Regions from separate parts of the Homo sapiens genome. Here region 2 is linked to region 1. Evidence: read pairs that join two places in POLR2A ChIA-PET (ENCODE). Cell type or tissue: PC-9. All regions are shown on one strand. Each heading gives the region's core, and the rest is flanking DNA. Links, peaks and the distances in the headings are about the cores only.

The links. Peaks named below come from ENCODE experiments on the same cell type or tissue, not always from the same donor. Only the 100,000 strongest peaks of a DNase experiment are listed, where the experiment ranks them.
Region 2: POLR2A ChIA-PET joins it to region 1 with 12 read pairs; 2 of 35 experiments call an interaction of 5 or more read pairs at or near these places.

What each region holds. Positions count from the first base shown.
Region 1 is chr15:35,180,408-35,188,194 of GRCh38, reverse strand. It overlaps a transcript of DPH6 not described here. Among named protein-coding and RNA genes, the nearest start is that of NANOGP8, 99 kb to the right of the region's middle. RefSeq lists an enhancer at 4,392-5,372. In PC-9, for the core only: no CTCF peak of the experiment used is centred there; no DNase peak of the experiment used is centred there.
Region 2 is chr15:34,799,535-34,807,321 of GRCh38, reverse strand. The region is part of intron 2 of GJD2-DT (GJD2 divergent transcript); the gene reads right to left. LOC107984776 (a long non-coding RNA gene) reads right to left here and starts at 2,245. Exons shown (of 3, transcript XR_001751477.1): 1 at 2,046-2,245; 2 at 1,566-1,617; 3 at 987-1,139. In PC-9, for the core only: no CTCF peak of the experiment used is centred there; no DNase peak of the experiment used is centred there.

The DNA.
Region 1 (7,787 bases), core at 1,805-4,304:
TAGTTTCAGATATTTCTCTCTATTGGGAGAGTGCCTTTCCCTGGCACTGTCTGTGACCAATTATTATTTTAGAGAGACAGTTAACAGCTGCCTGACCATCACCTGATGGTCATCTGACATTCCTAGTGCAGGGGGGATGCCCTCTCCTGCCCTGCTCATGTCTGACTAGCTACCTACTGTAGCAGCACCACATCTGGCCAATTTTTGTATTTTTTGTAGAGACAGAGTTTCATCATGTTGCCCAGGCTGGTCTTGAACTCCTGGACTCAAGTGATCTGCCTGCCTTAGCCTCCCAAAGTGCTGGGATTACAGGCATGAGCCACCTCACCTGGCCTGAGATGTTTGTGGGGGTTTTGCTTTTGTTTTTGTAAATTAGAAACAGGGTCTCTCTATGTTGGCAAGGCTGGTCTTGAACTTCTGGGCTCAATCAATCCTCCCACCTCAGCCTCCCGAAGTGTTGGGATTACAGGCATGAGCCATTGCAGCCAGCCTGAATTCTAATTCTAATTGGTAAAAATTAGGACTGTGCCCTTGCCATTCCCTTCTTTTAAACTTGTAATTCAATTACTTGGCATGACTGGTCCTTATATTATAAAATATACTAAATCAAAAATCATCATAATAAAAGCAGCTCCTTGAGCAACTGGACAAAAAAAGCAGCTGGGCATAAACACTAGTAAAGTTTAAACAATTGTATTTGGCAAGTATTCCCCAACGTATAAACAATTACCACTAAAAAAAATCTGTTCAGTTCATTTTGAGTAGTTATATTAATCCATTCAGCTATTACTGGTACATTTGCAACTCAACCTGGCTAAATCATTCAGAATAGAATCCTACTAAAAATTATACCATCATGAGATAGTATCCTGTAGTGGAAAGAGCACAGGCTTTAGACTAGGTTTATGTATCAGTTCCCAAATTATTAGGTATATGATTATAAAATGAGGATAATCATGCCCACTTGTCAGTTGTCATGATGATTCAATGTGATTATATATTCTGGGAAACTGATATTTATTGAGCACCTACCATGGGTCAGGTAGCCTAGTATTAAATCTTCTAGGCAACTTAATGAGGTAGATATTAAAAGCAGAGCCAGACTTTGAGCCCAGGTCTTACTTCAAATTTCATGTTCCTTCCACATTATGTAATAAGATGCCTGTCATGGTGCCTAACACAAAGCAGGCCCAAAGAAATACTTATTGAACTGAATGAACAGCTTGATTGTAATAGAAGTGATTAAATCATCATACTATTCTTTACATTTTTAAGCCAAAATTATCTTTTATTTCTATTTTTAATTTTTTGAGGAATCTTCATATTGTTTTCTATAGGGCTGCACCATTTTGCATTTCCACCAAAGGAAAAGGGGCCCCAGTTTCTCCACATCCTTGCCAACATGGTCAGAATGTTTTTAAAAACAATTCACTTTTGTAAAGCCTGTCCAAAATACTGAACTTGGATTTTACAGAAACAAATTGATTTTGTTTCACATTCATATTCCATAGGCTTGTGTAATACTTAATAGAAAATACATAACAACTGCAGCTAGCATATTCATGTTTGGAATAAAGACAATGGTGATCTGTAAATTCATAACTCAGCTGGTAGAAGCAGGGTGGTGGAAATTCCAGAGAAGAGCTAGCAGCCTAAATCATTCATCCTGCTGTGAGTATCAGTGAACGTGTTTACAGAGAGAGCAGGAGCTGAGGGGTACTTATGTGGAAATGAGTTAAGAGCCCTCTTACACCTTAAAACAAAAGGGTTGAAGGAGATGACCTCTGAATTCCCTTCAAGTTCACAGTAGGTTTTTGTGCTGGACTAAAAATCATAGAACTGGATTAGAAATTTAAAGATATCATCAGGATCCTATATTTAATAATCACTTAAAGGTTTTGAGTTCATAGATTTCACACCTTATGTACTGCCCCCTCCCCAGGTTTTCTTTGAAGATATAAAGGAGTTGCTACAGGCTTTCTTCCAATTTAGGAGGTTGCAACTGTATTTTAAAGATGATGCTCCTAAAATATGTTATAGTAGGGTATATGGCTAGGAAAGATCCAGAGACATGGTTCAAAGGCAAACTCTGCTTCCGACTGGTGAGCAAGATACACATTTCTGAAACTTTGTTTCCTTTGTATAAAATGAGTGGACTGGGGGCCGGGCGCAGTGGCTCACACCTGTAATCCCAGCATTTTGGGAGGCCGAGGCAAGCGGATCACGAGGTCAGGAGATCGAGACCATCCTGGCTAACACGGTGAAGCCCCATCTCTACTAAAAACACAAAAAAAATTAGCCGGGCGTGGTGGCGGGCGCCCGTAGTCCCAGCTACTTGGGAGGCTGAGGCAGGAGAATGGCGTGAACCCGGGAGGCAGAGCTTGCAGTGAGCCGATGAGCTGAGATCACGCCACTGTACTCCAGCCTGGGAGACAGACTCCGTATCAAAAAAAAAAAAAAAAAAAAAAAAGAGTGGATTGGACAGATGATGTTTATGACTTTGTCCAGTCTATAATTCTATGATTTCTAATACCTTCTACGCTCGAAAATTTTCGTGTGAAAATTGTCATTTATTTGGTAGCAGCTACTATCTGAAAGGTCCACTGCTATTTGCAACTCTACCTTCCAGACAGTAATCAGCCTGAAATTACTGAAAAACAACAACTCTGTTCCTTGTAGCTACATACCAGGCTGTTCTGTCACTTAATGTCATAGTCATCTACAGTTAATTCTATATTGCTGTAGGGTCTGCTTCAATAGTAATCTAAAGCACTTCTCTGTCCTCCCTATTTGGAAATGTCACATTTCAGAACACTATACTCCAGCTTGTTGAGTATCCTGCTATTGTCTCTTCCTCATACCTGATCAGTTAGCAAAATTGTGTTTTGATGACTACCCCTTCAATCCTGGTGGTCTGGCTGTTTTCAAGGACTTTGTAGTTATTACTCTTTTCTTGTCACTTGATACGCAGTTGGGATGGCAGGCAACCCAGATGAAATTATTCCAAAAGGTAGATATAATGTCAGTGGTTGTCCATGTTTTATGTACCTATAAAATACTAGAGAGCACTATTTTTTTAAGTCATTTGTTGTGGATTGAGTTTTTTTTTTCCCACATTGGAGCTGTATTTTTTGTCAATTTTTCTACATATATATCTTCACTTTCAATTCAAGTCTATTCTTCCTAGTCAATTTCTAATTAAACCTAAAAGCAGAATTCACAGGAAGTTTTCAGTGCCATAGTTCCAATGGAAAACTTTGGGAAAATCTTTAAAACCTCTGCTAGAGGTTGCTAAGGAAGTTCAGTTGTCTTTAGAACCATTGAAATTGCGTGGTAAAATGCTGACCCTACAAAATGACCCACTGACTTGTGTATACTTAAGGACACACAACAAGTCCTAGGTGATTATTACCATGACTTCCAATGTAACATATAACCTACTGAGTTTGAAAAATTAACCCAGGCTTCTAAGGGCATGCTCTAATTAGTATAAACCCTTGGAACCTAGTTGCATCTGAAGATAAACAAAAATGTTTGCTTCAGAGGAGACATGTCAGGAAACCCAGTTTTCCTCTTTTTACAATGGAAAATGGATCAAGGAATTCAAAGCAATCAATCAACCTTAGTATATAGGCCAACTTTTTTTTTTTAGGTCAACGTCTTCACTGTATAATGATCCTTTTGACCTTGCCATTTGAATTTTCATGAAATGGGAGAGTTAACCCCTACTTGGAGGTTTAGCTCTGCTACAGGCTTTGAGGCCAATCCTATTACTTTTCAGTGGGAGGATTATGAGTTTATTTTAGAAGCTCAGAATGCTCAGAATATGCATTCCCAGTCTCCCAGTAATTGCACTTCTAAGGAGTTTCTTTTTCTTTCTTTGAAGGATTTAGAGTAGCTTTCTTGGAACACTGTTAATGTCATTCTTCTAAAAGCATCCTGTCTATCAGACTTGGCTGAATGAAACCATCGCAAAACTGAATCTACAGAAACACAGTAAACAAACATATAGCATCAGCTTTGAAAGTAATTTACAGAGTTTTAAGAATAAGCAGATAAATTTATTGATTGTTACATTTACATCTGTTGCAGTCTGATTTGTTGGAAACTCCATGAATTGGATTTTATAGTCCATGTTCATTTTTCTGAATAAATTATGTCCTAGAAATCTGTCGTGGACATACGGTCTAGCAGGTGAATTCATACTGATGATCATCTCTCTAACAGTGTTTTCTAACATCTAAGTACTACTTTTAGCCCTAGAAAAGGATTTTAATGTTTAGAAAAGAACATTTTAATAAAGCCTTGCTAATATTGACATATATAGGCATCTTAACTTGATTGAAATTCTGTCTTCCCAAAGATGGTTCTATTTTAACATTGTATATGAAGGAAGAAATCCTAGCCTAATAATTTGAAATTATGTTTTTTATAACAGAATTCATTTGCTTTTATTTTAACATCATAATAAGTGTATCACTTTGATCCTTACACAGTATCTTTTATCTGTTGTGTAACAATCATGCTACTGAATGTTAGATATTACATGACATATGAAGGAAGTTTAACTTGAGCAGTTACTGAGTTCATCCAGACTTGAAGCCTCTGTTTGTCAAGAAGTTAATATTTTTAAAGATACACTGACTTTATAATCTGTAATTATTTTCTTATCAATTACATTTTTATAGTTTTCTGATTAGCTGGCACTTGGAGCTTAGTGTTACCGTTTAGCTCTGCAGGGTCCTTTTAGACACTATTATTGTAAAGAAACATCAAAAATCAAAGTGAATTCTTAGTATTATACTTGAAGCAGTAGAGGCGCAATTGCTGAAACAGCAGCCAAGCATTGTGCTGTAGAACTAACTCACAGCTTGGTGCCCAGTCCCTGCTGAGAAGGAAATGTAGGGGAACTGGCAGAGTTTTACTACATCTGCTCCCTGCTGCTAATGAGCTTTAACCTGTTTCATTCTTACTATGCTTACTGTTTAGATACTTTGCTTGCAAAATTAATTTTTTAGCTGAGAGAACACATGAAAGAGGATATGATTTGTAAAGTAGAGCTGTTTAAAAATTAAAAGGTATCAGCAAGGGAGATTAAAGGCTATGAGTGATATGGTTACTTAATATCAATTCAAGGGCAGAAGCTCAGGTGGTAAAGCTAGAGTTCTCAGTTTCAGTTCTTTCTGTAATGTGGGCTACAGCTCCAGGAGTTGTAGTCTTTGTTTTGCATTGTGCCATCTATACCAATATGCTTTATATTTATCAAAGAAGGGAAATAGTATTTTTTGCTTTGAAGGCTTCATTGATCCTCTGAATGGTGCCAAAGTTCTAGTGATATGCAGCCTCTAAAAACAAGCATGTTTCAGCAACATTATATTATTATAGCCAAGAAATAATGAGCTTCCTATACCCAATTTCTTGTAACCTATACCTGATCACCTACACAAAAACAAAACTGAAAGAGCAGATGAGATTATTTATTATCTGAGATTATTCACAATGAAATAATATCATTTGTATAGCCATAGAAGTTTGCTCTTTAACAATTGTCATACATTCCTTTGTTCCTCACTTCAACTTTCTAAAATAATCAGATAAGTATTGTTCATTTTGTAATGAAAATTTGCAAAGGCATGTTATATATCATAGCTGGATGAAAATTTTGTCGGTGGGTAAGTATGAAAAGTGTACATGCTATCGATGGGGAGTAGGAACATCACCTTTAGATTTGCAGAATAATCCTCACCATTATCATCATCACCCTTGTCAATAATAATTAAGCTCACAAACCTATCCCAGTTCTTCAATAGAAACTAAACGTATTAAATTTTCAGCCAGAATTGCACATTACTTTTGGTAATAATATAGTCTGAAACACTCTGCAAAGAAAGCAGTTTACTCTAGTATAGCATTTCTCAGGGTTTTTGGCCTTAAAAGTAAAAAAAAAAAAAAAAAAAAAAAAAAAAAAAAAAAATTCTTAGAGTTGTCCAGTTTTGATCAGCATTATTTTCTTATGTTATTATACTTATACATGTAAAACTGTAAAATTAGCCATGAATTCCTTTATCTATAGGTTTTATACAACTATACAACCAAAACAAATGTAAAGACTAAATAAAAACAAACCTACAAAACCAATACAACTATAATTAAAAGTATTACTTTATTGTGACACATGCTGTAATTATTTTTAGTAATTACATACATCTTTATTTAGAAAGACAATCATTTTACTAATCTTCTTTACAACATTGATTAATAAAGAAATATCATTAAACAAAGGTATATTATACATTTACTTCTACACACTGCTAATGAGCTACTGCTAATTAATACTTACAAAAATAGGTCTCATGATAATTCTCCTTACCAAGTAAGTGCTGACTCCTATAGTGTGACTTCTTTTCTGGTTGGTATAGCTAAGCTACAATATGTCATGAAATGACTCATTTCTTCCACTATTTCTCTCTATGTGAACTATTGTAAAACCTTTTGCTCAGCATGTCATCTTAACATTTGGCCTGTACTTGGGACAAGGGCATTGTTTATGTATTAAGTACACCTAAGCTCTATTTCTGATCATGTAAGACAGTTAAAGTAGTACATTACTCACTGCAATATTATTTCCTGATGTCAATCATAATCTCAATTGATTAAGTCAGGGAACTAAAGTCACATTCTATTAAACTATTAAAAGATAATTTTTTTTTTTTTACTAAAAAGCAGAGTTTTTTTTTATAACTGACAAGAGAATCTGAGGGCAAGAATAGTGAACACAGGGAGGATGGCTGCTATATTTAGTGCCTGCGTTTACATATGTTGGCACCAAATGAATACCTTAACTAAAACAAAGTGAAAAGTTTGCTGAAGCTTCCAGAGGGAGGCAAAGGAGAAAGAATGTTTAGGTGCTTGCTGGCACTAACACAAATGTAAACACAGGCATGAGTAATGTGACAATGCCCAAATATAAGGCAATCATCGAGACACATCTGTAAATACTACAAAATGTTATTATTATTTTAACTCTGAGATGGGAAATAGTCCTATCCCCATTTTACAAATGAGAAAATTGAAAAGTTAAGTGACTGCCCTAAGAGCTCAAAGCCAATTGGTGGTGGAACCATATTTTAAGCCTCAGTTGTCTGGCTAGTATCAGTGCCCTTAATCAGTGGGAGTAGTAACTGAGAGAACACTAATGTCAACACAGCTACATTCATTATTTGCTTAAATGCATATTTTTGTATTTTTATATTGCCTTTTTTAATGGAAAATAGATAAAAACAGAATTTTAAAAATTACTTTCAATGCCTATTTCACTTTGGCCATAAGAAATATATATTAAAATTGTTTACTAAAGTATTGATTTAAAAGGACAAGATATCACATTTTTTTCAAGAAAGTAAAGTAGGGCAGGCATGGTGGCTTATGCCTATAATCCCAGCACTTTGGGAGGCTGAGATGGGAGGATCTCTTGAGTCCAGGAGTTCAAGATCAGTCCACAGCCTGGGCAACATGATAAGATCCCTGTCTCTACAAAAGAAAGAAAGAAAAAAGAAAGTTAAAAAACTTATCTGGGCATGGTGGCACACACTTGTAGTTCCAGCCACTTGGGAGGCTGACGTGGGAGGATCGCTTGGGCCTAGGAGGTCAAGGCTGCAGTGAGCCATGATCGTGTGCCAGCCTGGGCAAGTAAGCAAAGTAGGCAAATACATCTTTTAATTAATTAGGCATTGTGGAACCCACTGGGCAAGTGTGTGTGTGTGTGTGTGTGTGTGTGTGTGTGTGTG
Region 2 (7,787 bases), core at 2,869-5,368, 380 kb after region 1:
CCCTTTGAAGCATGTGATCTTTGTACCTACTCCCTGTTTTACACCCCCTCCCCTTTTGAAACCCGTAATAAAAAACTTGCTGGTTTGAGCCTCAGGTGGGCATCACGGTCCTACCGATATGTGATGTCACGCTCGGTGGCCCAGCTGTAAAATTCCTCTCTTCGTACTCTTTCTCTTTATTTCTCAGCTGGCCAACACTTACGGAAAATAGAAAACCTATGTTGAAATATTGGGGGCAGGTTCCTCTGATACTCAGCTTTCTGCTGGGCTCCATTGTTACCAGGGAGTGGGAAAGGAGGGGGCTAACACACACAGCTTTGTGGCTTCAGGGTAGCTGCAGGAGGTCAGCTTCTCACTGGTGCTGCTGAAACCTGGGTGGTGGTGGGGGGCATGGAGGGAAGTAGATGGGCAATGAGAATCCATATCCCACCCCCTCATTTTGCCTGGTTGTTTCTGGGTGAGGGCGGGAGTGGGGACCAGAGTGCCCATTAGCTCTATTTTGCACATCGTTGTACAGTCTCATTGCTGCTGGGTGGGGGTTAGAGGTTCAGTTTGCTGCTGCTCCTTGTTGACTCTACCCTGGTGGGAGAATAGGAGCACTGGCCGCTTCTGCTGGCAGGAAAGGGAAGACTAGCTCCCTGATCAGTCCTACCAATACCACGGGGCAAGTGAGTCAGAGCACCACCATCTGATGCCACAGAGACTGGGGATGGGGAGGAAGATCAGCTCTCAACTCCATCTCACTGAAACTGTGGAGAAGGGAATATAATTTTCCCATTAGTACTTGGCAAGAGTAGGGCAGGTATTACCAAAAAGGCTTCCTATTGCAAGGGCACCAGCTTCTTGGTCCTTTGACTAGGAGGAACAGACTTTTCTTAGAGCTTATTTTGTCTGTACCTGTTGGCAGCTCTAGGTTGGAGGCATCTGCAACACCCTGTCTGGGATATATGAGAGGCAATAACGAAACTTACAGAACTTACCAGCAGTTTGTTTCTCAAGTCCCCAAATCCCTAGGCAGTCCACCTTCTTTCCTCTTTTTAGTTTCCCTAGGTCTGTTTGTTGTGTTATGGCCACAGTTGTAAGAGGGAGCATCTGCAAGAAATGGAGTGCTCCATCTTGACTGGAAGCAGAAGCATGATCTATATTTGATTTTTAAAAGAAATAAATAGATAACAGGTATGTTGATACTAACAGTGAATTCATTTAAGCAGCTTTCCAGGATATTATAATTTTGTTTGGCCCAACAGTCTACATCTGTCACATGTGTTATGCTATAGTGTGTGACAAAAATTAGTTTTCCAAAGGAGAATATTCTGGAAATAACTTCACAGTATCAAAGAAAATTAAATGATCTTCTCTGTAGTTTTGTGTGGGCATATCAAGATGAACTTAATTCTCTGAACAATGGTAGTTTTCAACTTAACTAGAAACCAAATTCCTAACCAATTTGGCTAAAAGAAATTTTATTACATCTAAAAAAATTTGGAACAGAGTTAGATTATAGACCAAATATGAAGACAGTTTTAAAAATAACAGTGCTGGTGAAAAAGAGCCTTAATACTCACAGATGCAATGTCTTTCTTAAAGTATATGGACGTTATTACGTAGACATCTCCCCTGGGCAAATGAGACAAAAGTATGCTTGACTTTCAGCAAGAGGATGTTACATTAGATTGTTTTCTTTCTTTCTTTAATAGATAAAATTAATATATGCTTCTGGAAAAATATTCAAATAATACCTAAGTAAAAAATGGAAACTGTAATAATTCCTTCCTCCCTTAATCTTCAGTACTCTTCCCATGGTTAAGAGTTTTGGTTTGTTTGGTTAGATTTTTTTTGAAATAGGCTTCAGTAGTCAAAGATTTATGTAAACAGTAGAACTTGAAATCATTCACTCCCTAAAGACTTTGAAAACCAATCATGGCAAATGACTTAGGAAAAGTGGGGAAGAGCTTTCTCTTGGGTCTGTTCCAGCTTTCAATTCGTAAAGAATAAGATGTGGCTACACTTTAAAATATACACAGAAACACACACATTTCACATACTTTTCATCTGAAAGGACCAGTTCAGTGCACCTTCAGCAGTGTGCTTATTTCTGACTTTACTTGGAACCCGGAAGTTGTCTTCTTGGAAGTACAGCATGTGGTACACAGTGAGCATTCAGTGAGTATCTGTTGAACGAACTGTAATTATTTTAAGAGGGAACAACATATTTTTGTCTTCCTCATAAACATGATTCAGGCAGAAAATAATGCAAAAGCTTACAAACATAATCTATTCATCAACTAGCCCTCATAGACTCAGCTCAAAATCCATAAACTATGAAGTCTTGCCCAAGGACCCTCATGAGAAGGGCTCGCTCCCTTTTTCCAGCCCCTCAGGCTTTGTTTAATACCCTTTCGTGCTGCTTAGCACAGATCTTTGTGGTGGCTTGCTGGGTTTAGGTACTATCTAATAGAATGAAAACATTCTCTTGGTGTGCATACACCATCTCATGCACTCTAATATTTCCCACTGTTCCTGCCACAATGTCTTGCATAGAGAAGGCATTCAATAAATATTGATTGAATGAAGAAATTGAATAAACCACATCTTGATTTCAAGGGAACACCAATTTAGCCACCGAATTGGCTTTTTCCTTTTGTTCATATCTACATTTGTATGATAAGCATCACTATTTTGATTATATTTAGTTAGAAAGTATGATGTTTCAAATCAAAGAGTTTATTCATCTGTAATATTTTGCTAAGTTGTTTGCAAAATGAGACACTTGGGACACATTTGAATTTCTACGGTGACAGCAAGCCTTGAATCTCCCAAAGAAATTATTTGAAACCCTTTGTTCAAAATCAGTCGCTGAGATCTGAATGTCTTCTTGGTTAATGCTGAGAATTTAAATAGCGTTCAGGGAGACCAGGAGGGTAAAAGATACTTCATTGGAAATGACACATGCTCTAAGAATAGAGCATTATATTTTCCTATCATGCCACATTTCTTTGTAAAGGTATATTCATTTCACACTTTCAGTGTGGTGATTATGAGATGTTATCTGGACCATTTACATTCACAAATATTTGAGAAAACAAAGAACATCTGTTCATTCTTGGCTGCTGCCTGATACCAGCCTTAAGGTTTTTAAACCCTGTTTATGTGATTGTGACTGAATCAGATGATTTGGAAAGATGTACTCAATCTATCCTTTTGACATTGCAATGAAATAAATGTAGGAAACAGAAACAATAAACCTTTCATTCATGACTGATTCTCTCAGATACACACAAACATATTCCAGGTGAGAAAGTAGGCAAATTTAACATTTAACCTTTCACATTTAGTCAAAATAAGAGTTAGTTTCCAGATAGATCAAGGAAAACTCTGACTACATAAAGATGTAAATTATGGAATAATATTTTAGGGTTTGATATTTAGGCCTGAGGTGTGCACACTTTTAGAAGGACCCAGAACACTGGAGCTGTTCTAATACATAAGGCTTTCTGCCTCATGGGATCACTTTTGCCTTTTCTCTTATCATTTTTGGGGCCCACATCCCTGAGTTGGACAAAATAAACTCAGTATAAAGTTTTGCACTGCCAGGTATGAAAGCAAAGCCTGAGCCCCTTGTAACTGCATTTGTCTGTGATTCTGATTTAGCATTTTCAGTTTTCTATTCAGAAAGAAATGAGAGGGAAGAGGTGTTGTAGGCCACTCCCCCATCACCCTCTTTCTACCCTCATCCCTCTCTCCTCCGCCTCGCCCACTACCTTGAGTCAGCAGCTTAGTGATGCGATCCTTGGGTGGACACCAGAAATGGTCAATTATGCCAATCTAAGAGATCAGCTCAAATTAAAGCTTCAGGGCTCTCCCTCTGAAACTTCAAGAGAGGGGCTCCGGACTCCTTATCATCACTGAACAGGGAACACAGAAAGTAGATGGCTACATACATTGGTGAAGGAATGAGCCCAGTGTGAATCTTTTGTGAAAAATATAAGTAGTGTGCTGTAATATTAAATTCACTAGAATCTCTCACTGGAAAATTGCATGTTTAAAGAGAGTTTGCAAAAACATTAACTGAATAGAGAGCACTTTGCTTGTTCATCCTTAAAGAATGTTCTCACCTTAGGGTTACCCAACCATTGCAGGTATTTCTTTGATGATGTAGTATTTTACTCTGTTCTGTCCTTTGGGTCATGCTCAAGGTTGTTCTGATCACTTTTCAAGGCCCATATCATAGTTTAATGGCTGATTATTTTCTCTTCTCAGTCCTCAAAGGCTGGCTCTTCTCTCTGGAATATCATAAGCCATAGGCCTACTTATTTGGATGGGTGCCAGCATTCACGCACAAGTAACGGCTTAAGAAGGCTTTTCAGTTGTTTTTATTTTGTACGTACAAGTTCTGTAGGTACACAGTGCTAGCTTTAGATAAAGCCTTTGTTATTATTTTTAATTTATGAAATTAAATAAGAGGTGGTTAAGATGAACTGGTTATCTGTAGTCTAAATTAAGAACAATTTTGATAATAAAATAGCTGTAAAGATGTTTTTCTAAAAGAAGTGCTTTCAGACCCTCCACATGAAGACAATGCCTTCAGCAGTATATTCATATGGTTTAGTTTTATGTTTGTGGTAGACCAGTTTTTAAACTACAAGTTTGAAACAGTTCAACAGCTGACTTGGAAACCAGAACCCACCCTCTGAAATACATAAGTGGGATATATAAAGATGGTATAATCCCAAGGGCAGAGCCTGCTCTGAGTTTGACATTCTTTAGTTCCAGCTGTTGACTAGAGATAATTTACTTTATAATAGTAGGACCAAGAAATGCTTTTAATGCAAATTCTTTGCATTGCATGTCTCTCTTTGAAGAACAAGTGGACATTCTTGCAGACTACCAGAATAGGAGGCTGTTTGTCTTTTCTCAGCCCAGCGGCTATAAGTAGATATGGAAGCCAAGGCCTTATGAATTTTATGCCACATTTAGTTTTATTTTAGGGAGGTTACAATATAGAGCTTTACTGTTTTTTCCTAGTTTATCACAATAAACACATACTATATTAATAATGAGGGAAATATTGTTTTAAATTGCCAGTTGTACTTACCATGTTAAGAGGAAAATCAAAATGACATTATAGTTTACAGGTAATGGGTTTTTTTCATTAAGCAATATATGCTATTTATTTATTTATTTATGTTTGAGTCAAGGTCTTGCTTTGCCGCTCAGGCTGCAGTGCAGTGGTGTGATCACAGCTCACTGCAGCCTGGACATCCCAGGCTCAAGCAATCCTTCCACCTTAGCCTCTGGAGTAGCTAGGACCACAGGTGTGCACCACCATGCCCAGCTAATTATGTATTTTTGTAGAGATGGGGGTTTCGTCATGTTGCCCAGACTGGTCTTGAACTCCTGGATTCAAGCAATCCACTTGCCTCGGCCTCCAAAAGTGCTGGGATTACATGCATGAGCCACCACACCTGGCCTATGCTTTCACTGGGATGGAAAAAACTACAGATATATACGCAAGTCATGGCAGACTCTTAGCTACTTGTAAAATGGCCATCCCAATTGTAATTTCAAATGTTCTCCATTGTTCCTACAAATTCATTCTTATCTATCTATTCATTCATTCTTTGTTTTGTCCCACACAAGATTTATGCCAGCTTACAAAGATAGAGAGAAAAATGAAAACTAAATTAGAAGAAAAATAAAAATAAAAAATAGAGATGGGTGTGTAAAACAGATCAAAATGACCTATAATCGCTGTAACAATTGGGCCACATATGTGGTTCTCTAAAATTTTTCTTAGCCAACACCAAAAGTGAAACCTTAGCTGGTCACTAGATTCAGGGAACACAAATCAAAACAAACTAGTTCGTTGGTAGATGTGCTTCTGCCCTTGGTACCAGAGTCAGACAGGGAATTCTCCCAAGGAGGCTTATAAAGAAGATTGTGTCCTATGATGAACATCCATGAAAACATCCTTACAATGTCCTTACAATAGAGATGGTGACCTACTCTTACACAGCCCCTCAACATAGGCTGGTGACATCATATCAAAGAACAGTTGGGGCTGGGCACGGTGGCTCACACCTATAATCCCGCACTTTGGGAGGCCAAGGCAACTGGATCACCTGAGCTCAGGGGTTAGAGACCAGCCTGGGCAACATGGGGAAACCATGTCTCTATGTACAAAAAAATTAAAAACAAAACAAAACAAAGAGAACAGTTGGGTAAAAATGGATTCTACAGCTGGAAGTCTGCCCAGCTTCATCTAGAAACTGACCATGTTGACCATATACACATAGAAAGTGGCAGGATAGTGCCAGCCTCTAGGAAATTCTCAGGAAATGTCAACAATTAGTGTTACCATCACCAATATTGTGTGTCAGATGAGTGCTTGATCTTTGCTGGGGAAGAGATGGGCTCTACATGATGCAGGTGAGTGAAAGCAGCCTGCAGGAGGTTTTCTGAGCTCACAGTTCTTACTACTGATGCACGTCTCCCAGCCCTTCTGCTTGCAGGTCAGGCTTAGATCAGACATTGTCATGGTTGGGCTCTCCAGGAAAGATGGATTTGCTCCAGGTAATACTTGAAACACTGAAACTCCATAAATAAAGTCACTGCCAGTGTGCAGAGCAAGTCAAATCTGAGCTAAGAGTAGTAACTTCCAAGCAGAAACTCATGGGCGTGAGCATTTCATTCTTGACAGACAAACTCCTTTTAAGGAATTTAAAAGGCTATCTAGAAATCCTTTCTGATTCTTTCCCGCTGACGTCACCAGGATAGAGGAGACTGAAAATGTGGTCTTTAGTCTGAGTGCGGTGGCTCACGCCTTTAATCTCAACACTTTGGGAGGCCGAGGCGGGCAGATCACTTGAGGCCAGGAGCTCGAGACCAGCCTGGCCAACATGGTGAAACCCTGTCTCTACTAAAAATACAAAAATTAGCCAGGAATGGTGATGTGTGCCTGTATTCCCAGCTACTCAAGAGGCTGAGGCAGGAGAATAACTTGAAACTTGCAGTGAGCTGAGATTGCCCCACTGCACTCCAGCCTGGGGGACAGAGCAACGCTCTGTCTCAAAAAAAAAAAAAAAAAAAAATGTAGTCACCAGGATCCAGAGAAGCATCTTCCTTCTATGTTCCCTTCTATGTTCTCCCTCCTCCGTGCCCCTTCCTCCTTCCCCTGCCCTCCTTTTCTGAGTCTTATTAAATGGTTCATTACAGTTGGTCCTATCATGTTAGAAGACAGTGACGGCTGGGACCTGCCAAGAACAGAATCCATCTGGGGCCAAATACCCTCTGCCTGGGTTAATCCCCTTGGTGGTTGCATATAAAACACGGGGAAGTATGCTGTGAAGATTAGCCATGCCTCATATATTGGACTCTGAACACCAGGATGTGTGGGGGCCTGCAGCCCTCACCATCATGTCACTTTCTCCTTTCAATGAAAACTGAAACCCAGATCCAGCCAGAGGGCAGTGGGGGTGAACAAATGTGTAGGCAAAGAAAATAGGAATGTTTAGGAAGGCTAGATCCTCCCCCCGGTCTGATCTAAACCGAGGCTCTCCCTCCCCCGGCACACAGAATGCAGGAGGGACAGGAGGTGATGGGGAGGGCTCATGGGGAGGAATTAAGTGTGGCTCTGTCTGTTTCTGGCTTCTCTGTAAATACTGTGACACCTCCGAACGGAGGAACAGCTGAGATAAGTGACTGCTAATCCCCCAGTGCCGGGGAGGAGGCTGGGCCGCTCCCTTCCAGATCCCAGCAGATGGTGGATGAAACAGACTTCCCCCGAG